2 separate regions of the Homo sapiens genome follow, and region 2 is linked to region 1. A link is an interaction called in ENCODE POLR2A ChIA-PET data of the cell type or tissue named here. Cell type or tissue: GM12878. All regions are shown on one strand. Each heading gives the region's core, and the rest is flanking DNA. Links, peaks and the distances in the headings are about the cores only.

What was found. Peaks named below come from ENCODE experiments on the same cell type or tissue, not always from the same donor. Only the 100,000 strongest peaks of a DNase experiment are listed, where the experiment ranks them.
Region 2: POLR2A ChIA-PET joins it to region 1 with 6 read pairs; 1 of 35 experiments calls an interaction of 5 or more read pairs at or near these places.

Annotation. Positions count from the first base shown.
Region 1 is chr14:34,217,149-34,224,951 of GRCh38, forward strand. No RefSeq gene overlaps it. Among named protein-coding and RNA genes, the nearest start is that of EGLN3-AS1, 180 kb to the left of the region's middle. In GM12878, for the core only: no CTCF peak of the experiment used is centred there; a DNase peak (open chromatin) is centred at 3,987.
Region 2 is chr14:33,969,733-33,977,535 of GRCh38, forward strand. LOC102724945 (a long non-coding RNA gene) reads right to left here. Exons shown (of 9, transcript XR_001750942.2): 8 at 3,853-4,047. Among named protein-coding and RNA genes, the nearest start is that of EGLN3, 23 kb to the left of the region's middle. RefSeq lists an enhancer at 2,941-3,260. In GM12878, for the core only: no CTCF peak of the experiment used is centred there; DNase peaks (open chromatin) are centred at 3,079 and 3,219; H3K4me3 peaks cover 218 bases; H3K27ac peaks cover 783 bases.

The DNA.
Region 1 (7,803 bases), core at 1,961-5,960:
GCCCATGGATAAATGGGGAAATTAATTATGGTATATTTATTCAATGGAATACTACACAAGAATAAAAAATAGATTACTGATACATACAAAACCACGTATAAATCTCATAGACATAGCCAAGGGAAAGAAATCAGAAACAAACAATCAATACTATATGATTCCATATACATAAGGTTTAAAAACTCACAAAACTACTCTATGGGACTAGAATCAGAATAATGATCACTCTTGAGCTATTGACAAGGGTGTAAGGGAGCCCTCTGGGGTGATTGAAATGTTCTATATCTTGATGTGGGTAGTAGTTACCCAAGTATATTCATATGTAAAAATGCATTGAGCAGTACACTTAACATTTGTGTATTTTATATAAGCTATATCTCAATTTTTAAAAATAAATAAAAATTGTCATTGGGTCTCTTTGTCCCCAAAAGTCCTAGTCATCATGGCAGTTGGTCCCCCAAACTCTACCTCTATTTCTTCCAACTTCAGCACCCCACTTCTCTTGGTCCCTTCTCATACCTTCTAGATATATTATTTTCAGTCTTGCTGGTAGATTCATGTCCTTTCTTACATAAATCAATTTAGTTCCCTCTGGCACCTTCCATTTCTCTTTACTATTCATTAGTATAATCAGGAGAATGAAAATTCCAGCAGTCAAGCAGATCAAACAAACAACTCTCTTTAGAAGAATATTAGTGCACTTACAGAGTCAGATTAGAATCATTTGTTTCTATCTCCTCTGAGAAAGAGTAAGCTCCCTGAGGGTGGGGGGGTACATAACTCAGATGCTGGGCAAATGTGGAGTTGTATTAAATGAATGCTCTTACTTACTCCATACTTCAAGTTGTGAAACCTAGGGCATTCACTAACTTCTCATCATTCACTCCAGAGATGCCAGCAATGGGTTAAAGTAATAAACAAGGATGCTTAGAGTTAAGATCATAAAACTATGTTTCAGAGGCATTTGCCTGGGAATTACAAGAAAAATGCAAGATCGAAGACTTTAATTATCTTGGGTCATTTTTATTATTTTAATCTTTTTATCTCTCTCTAACTTACTGCCTTTTACTGAACAGGCATAACCAGGCAATTCCACTGTTACGAGAGAATAGAAGAACAATAATTCCCTTAGAGTGTATAGGAGAGAAGACAAGAAGTCTAAGTAAACAATTAAATTGTCTAAACTCTGAAATGTAGGAAACAAGCCAGGAATCGGACTGGCACCTATTTTCTTGCTGTTGAATATAGCGGAGCCTAGAAAGGTGATTAGTTCCCATTTTATCATACAGGTGGAAGAGTCTTTCATCTATTTGCTTGGGAAGGTGCTCAAGTGTGGGCATCTCGCAGGAATAGTCTCATCTCTTTAACCTGGGATATACCAGCTACCAATCACTATCAGAACCCCAAAATTCAAAATCAGGGAAGCAAGCGAAAAAATAAAGGCAAAAGGACGCATTCGACCTATTACTTATCAAGAAAGAGTGGCTTGTCTTAGAGTCCATTTCAAAATGCTGTGCCAGGCCAAATTTAGAGGAGAGAAAATCTTTTGTTCAAATCCCTCACTGAAATATAACTAAATGGAATAAAAGTCTGAGGTCGTGTAACAGGCCTCAATTGTAAGGCCACAGGTGACAAAAGGCTAGTTGAAGGATAAGCCATTTTTTTCGAATACTGATATATTACCAACATTGAGAGAGCTTCATATCACACGAAACATTTCCATGTTTAGAAAGACAATGTGCCATTCCTTTCCAGTCCCCCAGGACAACCACCTCAGTTGGATGACTTCTGTATAAATACAGAAGCTAACTGTGAAGAAATACACGTTCACTTCTTAGAAAAGTATTCCTGTGTTTATCTTTTGGTAGACCTGGGCTTCTTAGACATAAACCATTCCTTGTCAGCAACAAGTAGGCAAGTAGGGGTTTATTTTTGTCATTCATAAAATAAACCAGTTCCCAGCCAAAGGAAATGAGTCTTAGAGACAACCCCGTCATAGACATGCTGTAGAAGTTACAAATGGCTCTGTGGCCCAGGCCATAAACAGTCTTTAGGAAGGCTGGTGCTGAGCTGTTGATATTAAAAATCACCTCATTAATTATGTTTGTAAACAATGCAGCTGCCTGTGCTTGCAAGCTGGCTTCCTCAGCATAATAATATTTGTAACAATAATAACCATCATTTCAAGCATAGCAATAAATAGTCAATCCAAGAACCTCATGTGAAATCACATCTGGGAGCTGCCACCTGGTCATTCAAAACACCTCTTCAGAAGGTAGGAAGGTTGTTGTTTGTTTTCCACTCAGAAGGCACTTTATCAGGATCAAATACTCCACGAAAATCACCCCCCCCTCACTTTTTTAAAAAAACTGGTCAACAGCTAGTGTGGTCAGAGTAACAAAACCAAGAAGAAAGCCAAGAGACAAAAGCAGGAAAGAGCTGGCCCTAAAAGCACATCATGTGGCATAACCTCCAGAAAGCATGAGGGGAAAGGGGCCCACTCCTCTCCCCCAGTGAAGGCTCAGTGAGGTTCAGACTTACTTCAGGAGACCAACAAACCAGCTATGCCTTCTTGGCGCTCGTTCAGTTACACTTTTATCGAACACCTACTATGCACTGGGTGTGCACCAGGTGCTAGAGAAAAACTCACAAGCAGATATCCATTGCAGATGCCTGTCGGTGATGTAATTAGGACATACCTGGCCGACTAGGCAATGCATAATCTAAGTGGCCTGGTATTTCCTTTCATTAAAGTCATACCTTTAGAGCACATATTTCTAAAGTTAGAGCAGCAATAGTAAGTCCTTAAAATTGCTAAAAGCAAGAGAAAAATATGTTTTCTTGTAACACAGGTAAGCTAGGATTACTAGGCTTCTTTCCACATGAGAGGACAACACCTTCATACCTCATTTATGCCCCCTCCACATGTAAATTTTCATTCTGAACTTCACCGGAGAGAGATAAATGTGGCATCCAATTCCAAAGCATTACCCATTTTCTCTGTCTCTGTCCCTCTCTTTCCCCTCTCACTCTGTGTATATATTAATTTTATAGATCTTTTTATTGTCTGAACTACACTGGTTGCATGAGAAGCAGAATAGGCCAAGAAGTTCCATTTCACACATGCCATCCTTATAATTCAAATAGGACAATAAAAAGAGAGAGAGATCTATAAACTGGTGATAAATCAGTGTCCTAAACCAAATTAACCATCGAAATAGATTATCATAAAAATAACGCCATGAAAAATATTCTTCACCTTCCTGGTTCAGCTGCCTGTAATGGAGAAAGGGAAGGGGTGTGTGTGTGTGTTTGTGTGTGTGTGTGTGCATGTACATTGCCACACGCATATGCAGACATGCACACACAGGCCAGAGGGCATGCAGTTACATGCTGCTTGCTCCTCCAGGAACAGAGAATGCTAAGAAACCTCAGGATTGATCCCCAGCCTTCCCAGTTTCTAAAGCTCAGCTTTCATCCAACCTGGTAAATAACAATACCATGTGCCAAGTGTTATGTTAGACCCTGAGGATACAAAATGAGCTAAAGTGGACACAATCCTTATCCTCATAAAACTTCCAGTCAGGGGTAGAATAGATATGGAAATTAATCAAATAATTATATGGATAATATTTTTCTAACTATACATCCTAATAATTGCCTAAGAAAATGCACCAGCGGCTATAAGGGAACCCAGCTTAATCTGAAGTCAGAAATGAATGCATCTTTGAGCTGGAGAACGAGTGGAGGCCAGAGTGATATAAATGGCCCACCAGCAGGCAGCATCCTCCATCAGCAGGAGGAGTGAAATGCACTTTTATCACAGGAGAAGGTTGAAGGAGAATGGATGAGCAAATGTGATTGGGACCACAAGCAACAAGAGGAGGGGGAATGTTCCACACAAAGGGAACCACATATACAAAGACTCTGAGGACAGGCGAGAAGCACGTAACAGGAACTGAAAGGCAGCCACAAAGGGAGAGCAGAGAGCAAGAGGAGGGCGGTGTCAGATGCAACGAAAGGGGCAGAAGCCAGATCATGGGGATTATTAGCATGTGGAGGGGGAGGATGATGCGCGGGAGTGCTGAGTTTTCTCTTTCAAAAGCTCACTTTGTTTTCGTGTGGAGAACAGGTTGACATGAAAGAAGGAAGGAGCTGGGAAGACAGTTATTAGTCCTCTTGCCAGTCCTCCACCTGAGTCTTGGCGAGAGATCGGACCAGGAGTCTAATACTAACTAGCTCTGTGACCCTGGATAATTTGCTTCACCCCTTTAAGCCTCAAATTCCCCACCCGTAAAATGGCAATAATCATGGTTTTGGTGGGGATTAAATGAGATCGTGCCTGTGGGGCACTCAGCCCTCTGTAAGCCTTCAATAAATGTTAGCTGTTGGTGGTGCTGGAGATGGAGAGACACAGACAGATTAGAGAGATATAATAGTCTACCAGCAAGCAATCACCCTACCTAACTCCTACCTAAACTCCTAAAATGTGAGGGGGCACATTTTTTTCATAGGAGAAAGGTCAGGGAGGAATTAATGAGGAAGGGCGATTGGTACCAATATGAGAAATTTCCCAAATTTGCAATTTTTTTTTTTTTTTTTTGGAAACAGAGTCTCACTCTGTCCCCCAGGCTGGGGTGCAGTGGTGCGATCCCAGCTTATTGCAACCTCTGCCTCCTGGATTCCAGCGATTCTTGTGCTTCAGCCTCCTCAGTAGCTGGAACTACAGGCACATGCCACCACACCCGGCTAATTTTTGTATTTTTAGTAGAGATGGGGTTTCACCACGTTGGCCAGGCTGGTCTCGAACTCCTGACCTAAAGCAAGCCACCCACCTCGGCCTCCCAAAGTGCTGAGATTACAGGTGTGAGCCATCGTGCCCAGCCGGAAACAATTCTTGTTCCTTATTATTAACACTGCCAGAAATATTTAAGCTATGAAAGGTATCTGAGACCATTTAGAGAAGTAATTCCTAAAAAATGCTCAAGTAATATCTTCAACAAGCTTTGTGACAACAGCAACAAAAAGACTGCAAAAAAGTAAATGACTTGCCCAAGATCATAGGGTTGTTAATGGCTGAAGCCAAGAGTGCAACTTGGGTTAAACTCCAAGTCTGTACCCTTTCCAGAAGGGGACAGAGCCTCCTGAGAAGTCCAAATCCAACCCATTCCTTCCAGATTAGTTTAGTCAGAAAAACAAACAGCAGCAAACCCCAGGAAACAAGGTACAGTTGAAAGTCCAGTTCTATTGTTTATATTGAAAATTATGGTGACGCTACATTGTTTTGGCGTTTGGTAAATTGTATCACTCTAATATTAGAGTGTTATAAAATAGCTCTTGCCTTTGGACATAATAACGTCTTTTTGAGGGCTTTATCCAAATGCATACAGGAAGCTAAATAAACAAAAGCAGTGTTATTTGTCCACTGCAAAAGGCAATTGTTATTTACTTCTAAGGCAAGTTGGATGATAGGCTATTTGCATATCCAAAACTTCTAATGCAGTAAGAAAAAAAAATTAACCTCTGTATTAAGCACAGACTCAAGGACTGAGAGACTTCCTTAATTAAATCAAACTGCTTTTCCACAGAAGCTTTAGGTAGAACCTACTTATGGGAAGCTTAAGGTAATTGATCCTGAAATTAAGCATTCTTTCAAAATCTGGGCACCGGACTTTTGGCGTACTCACAGAAACCAGAAGTAGTTTCCCCTGGCTGATCTTTGAGGGTGTCCCCTTTAAACTTGCCAGCCTCCTTCCGTGGAAGATAAAATCATGCAGGGGTATGGATTAGCTATCATGTCATTATAGCAGGCACAGCCGTCTGTTACAGGTAAATTGCTAGGCAATGTAATAACAATGCATTTTATTTACTGTGCAGGGTGCTTATCTACAGAAATGTTCCCGACAAACAAAGAAAGGCACAGCTAACCGCCTTCCCTTTAGAATACAGGCTGAAGCTATGCCAGCACCTTCAGAGAATAAAAATGCTAAATAATCTCTGTATAAACAGAGTCCCTAAAAACTCAATGCATTTCCTAACAGAAGCAGAAAAGGCAACTGGTGCCTGGGATGTCCACGAGGTCTTTCTCAGGCTCCTATCACTGCTGACTAAATCGCATCCCAATTTGGGGAGGAACCAACCAATGGTCAGTGTAAGTCCAGACTAAGAGCATTCATTGTTGTTAAATGATGATGATGATGAGGTTGATAAGGTTGACTACCATTTGTCACATGCTTGTCATCTGCCTTGCACTTTTCAACATTGTCTTTTTTTAATTCTCAAAACAAACCTATGTTAGTCCTGCTCTTAACCTCATTTAACAGATGAAGAGTTTCACAAGTAAGGAAACTGTCCACTCAGCTGTTAACTTGAAAATTCAAAAATAAGCCTGCCTCCCTCCAAAACTAGAGATATGAACCTCTGTGCTAGACCGTTCTCAAGAATCTGAGGAATTTGCCTGAGGCTGGACTTAGCATTCAGGACTCTTGTCCTCCCCTGCTATTGGTGCCTACCTTATGCACACATCCCACCCACTGAAGCATCCACTGGGCTCACACTTTGTGCCCCACAATGAGGGCCACCAATACAAAGGGCACTGTTTTACTAAAAACCTAGTAGATGCCTTTTAAACATACAGCCGTCCATGAATAGAATAAGTGAACTAATGAATGAAGGAATGAAGAAATCTAATTAAAGAGTCTAGGATGCAGCCTACAGAGACATGACTGGAATGTGATTGCTCTAAAAGAAAGCTGTGACTTAATCAATAGTATTAACATATCTGAAGAAAGAATGTGTCCACAGAAGGAAGGCAGTCTGCCCAGAGTTCAGAAAAATGGAGCACTATTGAATTTGGTGTTTATCCAATTGTGCCCAAGGGAGAGAGGGAGTACATATGGCATTGATAGAAAGATGTACCAGGATTGCTTAGTTCACTTCAATAGTCTTTGTAAACCTACTATGTGCCATGCTGTACAGTAGGCACTGTGAACGAACACACACAGACACACACACACACACACACACACACACACACAGTTCCTAACATGGAGGAACTTGCAGTGATAGTAGGAGAGACCAGCACATAAACAGTTCTTAAATGCTCAGTGCTACAACTGAGATATGTGAAAGGTGCTACTGAGTACAGAGGAGAAAACCTTAGTCCAAGGTCTGGGAAAACTTCCTGAAGTGACCCTTGAGCTGTGTTTCAACAAATAAGCAAGTGTCATCCAGGCCATAACAGACACAAAACAATTATAAGCAGAAGAACCAGCAGCTGTCCACATCACAGCATGTCAGGGATAAAAATAGTGCCTATTGCCTATTAGTCCAGAGACAGAAGATGGTGTATTTAAGTAGCCTGCAATTTATCCTTAGGGAAATAGGGAACCTTTGAAGGATGCTAGCTGGGGAATAACAAGATAAACTTGCATTTTAGAAAGATCATTCTGGCAGGAATATAAACAATGGAAGTGAATATAAAGAAAAGCCAAGAAGGCCTACAGACAAGTTTGAAGTTATTATCAAAGACCCTGGTGAGGCTCTGTCCTAGATCAAGGATAGCTAGGATAAGGAGAAGAGGGAAAAGTAAATATTTAGGAAGCGATGTTGACCGGTTGGATGGGAAGCTTGAAAGAGAGATGAGAAATCAAGAGTGATTCCAAGTTTCTGGCTTGGATGCGGTGTTAATGGTTGATTGGATGAGAAGGATGAAGAGATAAGGAATCTAAGATGATTCCAAGTTTCTGGCTTGGATGACCAAGTTGATGGTAATATCATGAACCAGGATAGAAAATATAAGAG
Region 2 (7,803 bases), core at 1,421-5,420, 250 kb before region 1:
CAATTTCTATAAAAATTACAAAACATTGATGTGAGAAATTAAAGAGGACACACAGAAATGAAGAAATTTCATGTTCATGGATTGGAAGAATCAATATGATTAAAATGTTCATACTACCCAAAGCAATCTAGACATTACAATCCCTATCTAAATACAAATGGCATTCTTCACAGAAATAGAAAAAAAAAATCCTGAACTTGATATAGAACCACAAAAGATCCAGAATAGCCAAAGCTATCCTAAGCAAAAAGAACAAAACTGTTGAAATCACATTATCTGACTTCAAATTATATTACAGAACTATAGTAACCAAAACAGCATGGTACTGGCATAAAAACAGACACATAGACCAATGGAACAGAATAGAGAACACAGAAACAAATTCACACATCTACCATGAACTCATTTTCAACAAAGGTGCCAAGAACATACATTAGGGAAAAGACAGTCTCTTCAGTCAGCAGTGCTGAAAAACTGGATATCCATATGCTGAAGAATGACGCTAGCCCCCATCTCTCACCATATACAAAATCAAATCAAGATGGATTAAATAATTAAATCTAAGAATTTAAACTATGAAACTATTCAAAACAACATTGAAACTCTCCAAGACATTGGACTGAGTGAAGATTTCTTAAGTAATACCCCAGAAGCACAGGCAAACAAAGCAAAACTGGACAAATGGGATTACACCAAGTTAAAAAACTTCTGCACAGCAAAGGAAACAATCAAAAAAACAAAGAGACAACCCACAGAATGGGAGAAAATATTCGCAAACTATCCATCTGACAAGGGATTAATAACCAGAATATATAAGGCACTCAAATAACTCTATAGGGAAAAATCAAATAATCAGATTTAAAAATGGGAAAAAGATCTGAATAGACATTTCTCAAAAGAAGACATACAAATGGCAAACAGGTATACGAAAAGGTGCTCAACATCACTGATCATCAGAGAAATGCAAATCCAAACTACAATGAGATATTATCTCATCCCAGTTAGAATGGCTTTCATGCAAAAGGTAGACAATGATGAATGCTGGTGAAGATGTGGAGTAAAAGGAAACCTCGTACACTGTTGGTGGGAATGTAAATTAGAATAACCTCTATGGAGAACAGTTTGGAACCGTTTGTTTTTTTTTTTTAGTTTTAGTTAAACAGTTTATTTTTCCTCGGAAAACTAAAAATAGAACTACCATAGGCTCCAGCAATCCCATTGCTAGGTATATACCCAAAAGAAAGGAAATCAGTATATTGAAGGGATATCTACACCCCCAAATTTATTGAAGCACTATTCACAATAGCCAGGTTTGGAAGCAACCTAAGTGTCACCAACGGATGAATGGATAAAGCAAATGTGGTACATATACACAATGGAGTACTATTCAGCCATAAAGAATGAGAGCCCATCATTTGCAACAACATGTATGGAACTGGAACTCCTTATGTTAAGTGAAATAAGCCAGGCCCAGAATGACAAACTTTTTATGTTCTCACTTATTCGTGGGAGCTAAAAAAAAAAAAAATTAAAAAACAATTGAACTCATAGAGAGTAGAGTGGGGTAGGGAGAGTCAGAATGGTTAGTGAGTACAAAAACATAGTTAGATGAATGAACAAGAGCTAGTAATTTCATAGCACAACAGGGTGACTGCAGTCAACAGTAGCTTATTGTAGATTTAAAAATAGCTAAAAGACTACAATTGTTCGTAACACAAAGAAAGTATAAATGCTTGGGGTGATGGATACCCCATTTGCCCTGATGTTATTATTATACATTGTGTGACTATATCAAAATATCTTATGTACCCTGTAAATATATACATCTACATACTTAATGACTTCCAGTTCCATCCATGTTGTTGCAAATGATAGGATCTCATTCTTCTTTATGGCTGAATAGTACTCCATTGCGTACTATTTACCCACAAAAGTTAAAAACTTAAAAAAACTTTAAAAATTAAAATTTAAAGAGAAGATAAATACAAAATAGAGAATATAAATGCCTATAGTCAACATAAAACTCATTCAGAGCACTCCGGGGCCACATACAGATCTGCATCATTCATTTTAGTAATGGCGTGATGTTTCATTGTGTAAATACACTGTAATTTACTTGCCCACCCCCATTGATAGATCTGTATATTGTTTCCAGTCTCTTGCTATTATTCTCTATCCAAGGTTGCCATGAGTACTTTTGTACATATATCAATTCCCATACTTAGGAGCATATCTGAAAGGCAAATTGTAGAAGTGAAATCACTGGGTTAAAGGGTTTGCGCATTTCTAATTTTGGTAAATATTACTAAATCACTCTCTATAGAAATTGTTCCAGGTTATAGTCCCACCAGTATAATATGAGGGAATCTGTTTTCCACACCCTTGCTGATACAACGTTATTATCAATATTGTTTTATCTTTGTCACTTTGACAAGTTAAAAAAAATTATTTCTCTCTCCTTTTTTTTCACCATCAGTGAGTCTGAGCACTTTTTCACATATCTGAGCCGCATACGTAAGGTTCTTCTTGTTGTTATTGTTTTGATGATCCGTTCATATCCTTTGCCAGTTTTTTTTTCTATTGGGTTATTGAATTTTTTCTTACTGATTTGTAGAAATCCTTTATATTTTAGGGAATTTAGTCCTTTGCCTATTATGTGAGTTTCAAGTATTTTCCCCAGTCTTTTGTTGGTCTTTTGAGCTGGCTTATATGGCCTTTGCCATAAATATATTTTTTAAATGTCATTAAATTTAGCATTCCAGGAATGGGCTATTTTAGCTTTGGTGGTCAGTGAAGGCTCCTCTGAAAAGGTAGCATTTGAGTGAAAACCTAAATTTCATGCCACAGGCAGGAGACAAGTGCTGTAGTCAGGAGGCTCTGGGGCAAGAATGTGCTCGGTGTCTTTGGGGAACTGAAAGAAGCCCTGGAGAACACAATATACAATGGCACACCAGGAAGCAGCGAGTCACACCAGGCCCAGGTAGGGAGGTTTGGAAGCCAGGGACAGACATGGGCTAGCTTTTGGGCCCCAGAGAGAAACCAAAATCAATGGGGAAAAAAAAATGATGTGAAGGCAATTTTAGGTTCTATTTAACTATTAGACGAACATTCCAATAATTATCACAGTCCAGTGTGCAGCGGGCTCCAGGGGTATTTGTCAGCTGCTTTCCTGTCCCTGAAACTTCTCAGGCAGAAGTGTAAAACACAGCTGGGTGGAAACACTGTAGAGGAACTCAAGCGTTAGATGGGGGTTTGACTAGTTGACATTTATCTCCAGTCTAAGCTTAACAAGATTCTGAGATTTTCTGCGGTGTGTATGCCCCTGCATTTGTCTTTCCTTATGGTTTCTCTCATTTTCTCTTCTTTTTTTTTTTTTTTTTTGAGACGGAGTCTCGTTCTGTCGCGCAGGCTGGAGTGAGGTGGCGCGATCTCCGCTCACTCTAAGCTCCACCTCCTGGGTTCACGCCATTCTCCTGCCTCAGCCTCCGAGGTAGCTGGGACTACAGGCGCCCGCCACCACGCCCAGCTAAATTTTTGTATTTTTAGTAGAGACGGGGTTTCACCGTGTTAGCCAGGATGGTCTCAATCTCCCGACCTCGTGATCCCCCTGCCTCGGCCTCCCGAAGTGTTGGGATTACAGGCGTGAGCCACCGCGCCCGGCCCTCAATTTCTCGTCTTAAATATACTTTCTTTCTTTCTATTATCCTCCCTCGTGTGATAGTACTGCCAACGGTTTCTTCTTGGCTCCACCGATACCTCTAAAGGCCAAGTTTATACACTGTTTACATGGAAATATCTTTCTATTTTCAGTGACACCTGTTTATGTCTATGGCTTTCACATCTTGCACATACCTGACACAGGAACCTTCTTTGACCAGGAGTTTCTGAGGACAGGAACCACATCATTTCCCTCCTGTGTTGTATCCGGGTACAGAGAGACGGAGCCTCTGGGCGCTCAGTAATCAGGTGATGCTAATATGCATTCACAGGCTGTTTTTGCAAAATTGCTAATGACAGACAGTATGGTTTCCTCTCAACAGTTGAGATCTAGGAAAAGTGAGGGTAAAGAATGCCCTGAGGAATCAGGATAGGAAACTGAGTTGGAAGCCTTCCCTACAGATAAGTTAAAGCCACAGTTATGGATGGAATCACTAAGGCAGGTTGCAATACAGAGGGTACAAGGAGGCATGAAAATAAAGAAAACATCCATGAGATTTCTAGCATAGAAACACCTTAAAAACTGGGAGATGCCCAATAAAAAAACAAGTCCTAAAATGCTTTTTAAAAATCCACCCTGGATTTTGTGGGAGATGGGAGTTGTCCTGCCTCAAACACATTTAGTACAATTAGATATACAAACATAAAGAAGCCTACATTTTATGATTTGCTCACTGTTTATGTTTTACAATTTTTTGCATACACAAGCAAAGGAAAACATTAGCAAATGGGGAGGAGGGGTAAGCAGCCCAAAATAGCAATGAACAGGAGTTGATTTTATGCTTTTTAAAAAAATCTGAAAATCCATTCCACATGACAGCTAATTCATTTTACTCCTTGCTTACCATATATTCTTCTTATCAATGGGTACATTAAAAAACAACTACAAAATTGTTATTATAGAACAAGGTCAAACAAAAAGAAAAAAATACAGAACATAGTGAATATTTCCTGTGTAAATCCTGAATTTAGAGTATGAAAAGCCAGTAGAGATTTGACTTATGCTAGGCCCTTGAAAAAGTTTCTACTTTCTTTCTCTTTTCTTTTCTTTTCTTTTTTTTTTTTTTTTTTTTTTTTTTTTTTTTTTTTTTGAGACAGAGTTTTGCTCGTTGCCCAGGCTGGAGTGCAATGGCACAATCTCGGCTCACTGCAACCTCTGCCTCCTGGGTTCAAGTGATTCTCCTGCCTCAGCCTCCCAAGTAGCTGGGATTACAGGGATGCGCCACCACACCTGGCTAAATTTTTTTTGTATTTTTAGTAGAGACAGGGTAACCACTCCATGTTGGTCAGGCTGGTCTCGAACTCCTGACCTTAGGTGATCCACACGCCTCAGCCTCCCAAAGTGCTGGGATTACAGGTGTGAGCCACTGCACCCAGCCAAAACTTTCTACTTTTCTGCTTTCTGAGGCTTTGAATTTAAAACTTTTTTTATTCACTATTTGCCAACAGGACCCCAGTTCTGACTGTCAGTTGGTGAGTGTGTGAGACTTGGAGCAAATCACTTCCCCTCTCTGGGTCTCGGGATCCTCTCCTACTGAAGGACACAGGATTTTACAGATTCTCCCAGACACTGTCTCCTATGGTTCTATGAAAACTTTACTTTCCACTGCCTTTTCTCATTCGTTTTATGGTCTAGGAAAGAGCTGCTGAATTTTCAAGCAATGCTAGGATTCTGTAGAAGGAGATACATCTGGTCTGCTGGTGCTTTTCTTAAAGTAATATACATATGTTCTGTCCATAAAACATCCTAGCAGTGTCTTTCTGCACCTTCTCCTAGAAGTCTGCACAACTTCTGTCTCTGTGATAAGATCACACAACTCCAGAAGCATAAGTCATTTATGTTGTGAACCAAAAGGCCATGGCTTGATTTTATTTTCAATCTAATCTAGCCTGATCATAAACGAATCATTTGGAGCAACTAGATTTTGAGTTGCTCCAAATGTTTTTTAGTTTACAATTGTTTTTATTTGTTCTTTGACCATGGTAATAATAAACAGTAAACCATTCACAGAACCTACATTTGTGTAACTTATGTGGTGCATGTCCATTTGATGAACCTTGATACTTAGGAAATGTGGAATCCCATAAGAGCAGGTTTCCTCAAGGCAAACCACTCATGAAAAGAGTCAGAAGTTTGTGTCTAATTCCTGTTTTAGAAATGTTATAAACTTGCAAATTTATTTTCCATTTGATTCAATCTGCCATCTCTAAATCTTTAGGGAGAATTACAGAAACGGAGATAAAATCTTGGTAATTTATTCAATTTTATCACTTCTACTGATCCCATAAAAAGACTCCATCTGTCAAATTATCTTTTCTTAAAAAAAAAAAAAACCTTTTCATAATTTTCTTCATATGGGTATGTTGAAATGAGTAGTTTAAGTATCTGTGTCATGAAAACTATTGACGTTCCAATAAAATCTGTTCTTTCTAAATTATCTGTTCTTTAGCCTCTTTTGAGAGGAAAACTTCAGCTTCTATCATTTGTTTGTAATTTGCTTGTGCAGCATAGGATTTATTGCTTTGGGTGAATATATTATGGCATATTTGAATAGTGTAGAATAAAATATTCTTATGTTAACATATTCTGTGATTTGGATCCCAATCCATAATCAGTACATCTTTCTTTTTAAAATTTCTGCCTTGGTTTTCTTGAAAGTCAAATTGTAAGAATAAATGGTAAGAATAAAAAGAAACCTAGTTGAATCATATCTTCGATCATATATTTTATTTGTTTTCTTTTTTTTTGAGACGGAGTCTCACTCTGTCGCCCAGATGACTGGAGTGCAGTGGCACGATCTCAGCTCACTGCAAGCTCCATCTCCTGGGTTCACACCATTTTCTCCAGCCTCAGCCTCCGAAGTAGCTGGGACTACAGGCTCCCGCCACCACGCCCAGCTAATTTTGTTTTTGTATTTTTAGTAGAGACGGGGTTTCACCGTGTTAGCCAGGATGGTCTCGATCTCCTGACCTCGTGATCCACCCGCCTCAGCCTCCCAAAGTGCTGGGATTCCAGGCGTGAGCCACTGCGCCCAGCAATATAATGTGAAGCTATTAAAAATGATGATGCGTGTTCTCACTTATAAGTGGGAGATAATCTTTGGTGCACACAGACATTAAAAAATGGGAACAACAGACACTTAGGGACTCCAAAAGGAGTGGCGCAAGGGCTGAAAAACTTCCCACTGGGTGCTGTGTTCACTATTTTGGTGACAGGATCAAATAGAAGCCCAAACCTCAGCATCACTAAATATACCCTTGCAACAAACCTGCACACGTGGAAAGCAGCACATTTCAATCCTGTTTTCATAAAACAAGTAAAATAAATACTGTATGAATCTGAAATTTCAAATGATGTATGCCGAGTGTAAATACTGGTACTTTTTTTGGGTGAACTATTTGAATTTCTATATTATCTTGGATATTATAGAAGTTCTTTTTATTTTTGGATACTTTTATTATCTGATTTTTAAATAATGCTGAAAAATACCTACTTAACAAAGGGTAGAGTCAAAGAGTTTTGAAGTAGAAGGGAAAGTAGAAGATTCCCTAATCCAAGTCCCCCGCCCCTCCTATCCCCTGCTACATCCAGTACTAGAATCCATTCTGAGGGTTTTTGACAGACTTATTTACTAAGGAACATCCAGACTTAATTAATAGGGAACACGCAGCTTTTCAAGTGTAACAATATAATACTGATGGCAGCAGAATTGTATTTAGGGAAAGAATATGGAATACTTTGTAGTACTGTAGGTATGGTAAGACCCCAAGAGCATGGGTGTAAACCAATGCTAAAGTGCTATGTAAGGGATAAGGAGAATAATGTGTGTTCTTTTGAACATATTTTTGCACCAACCACTATTTAGGTTGGTGCAAAAGCAATTCTGGTTTTTGCTATTGAAAGTAATGACAAAAACCACAATTACTTTTGTACCAGCCTAAAGTGGGAACAAGGCTTGCAGAGGAAGATGAGTGAAGTGGGCATTTAGCAAGATAGAGAGAGGAAGGCTCCACTCCCACTGTCTCTGAGTGAGGCTGGCTGGAAGTCTTTCCACCTAGCGCTCCATGAAACTGTTTTGTTTTGTT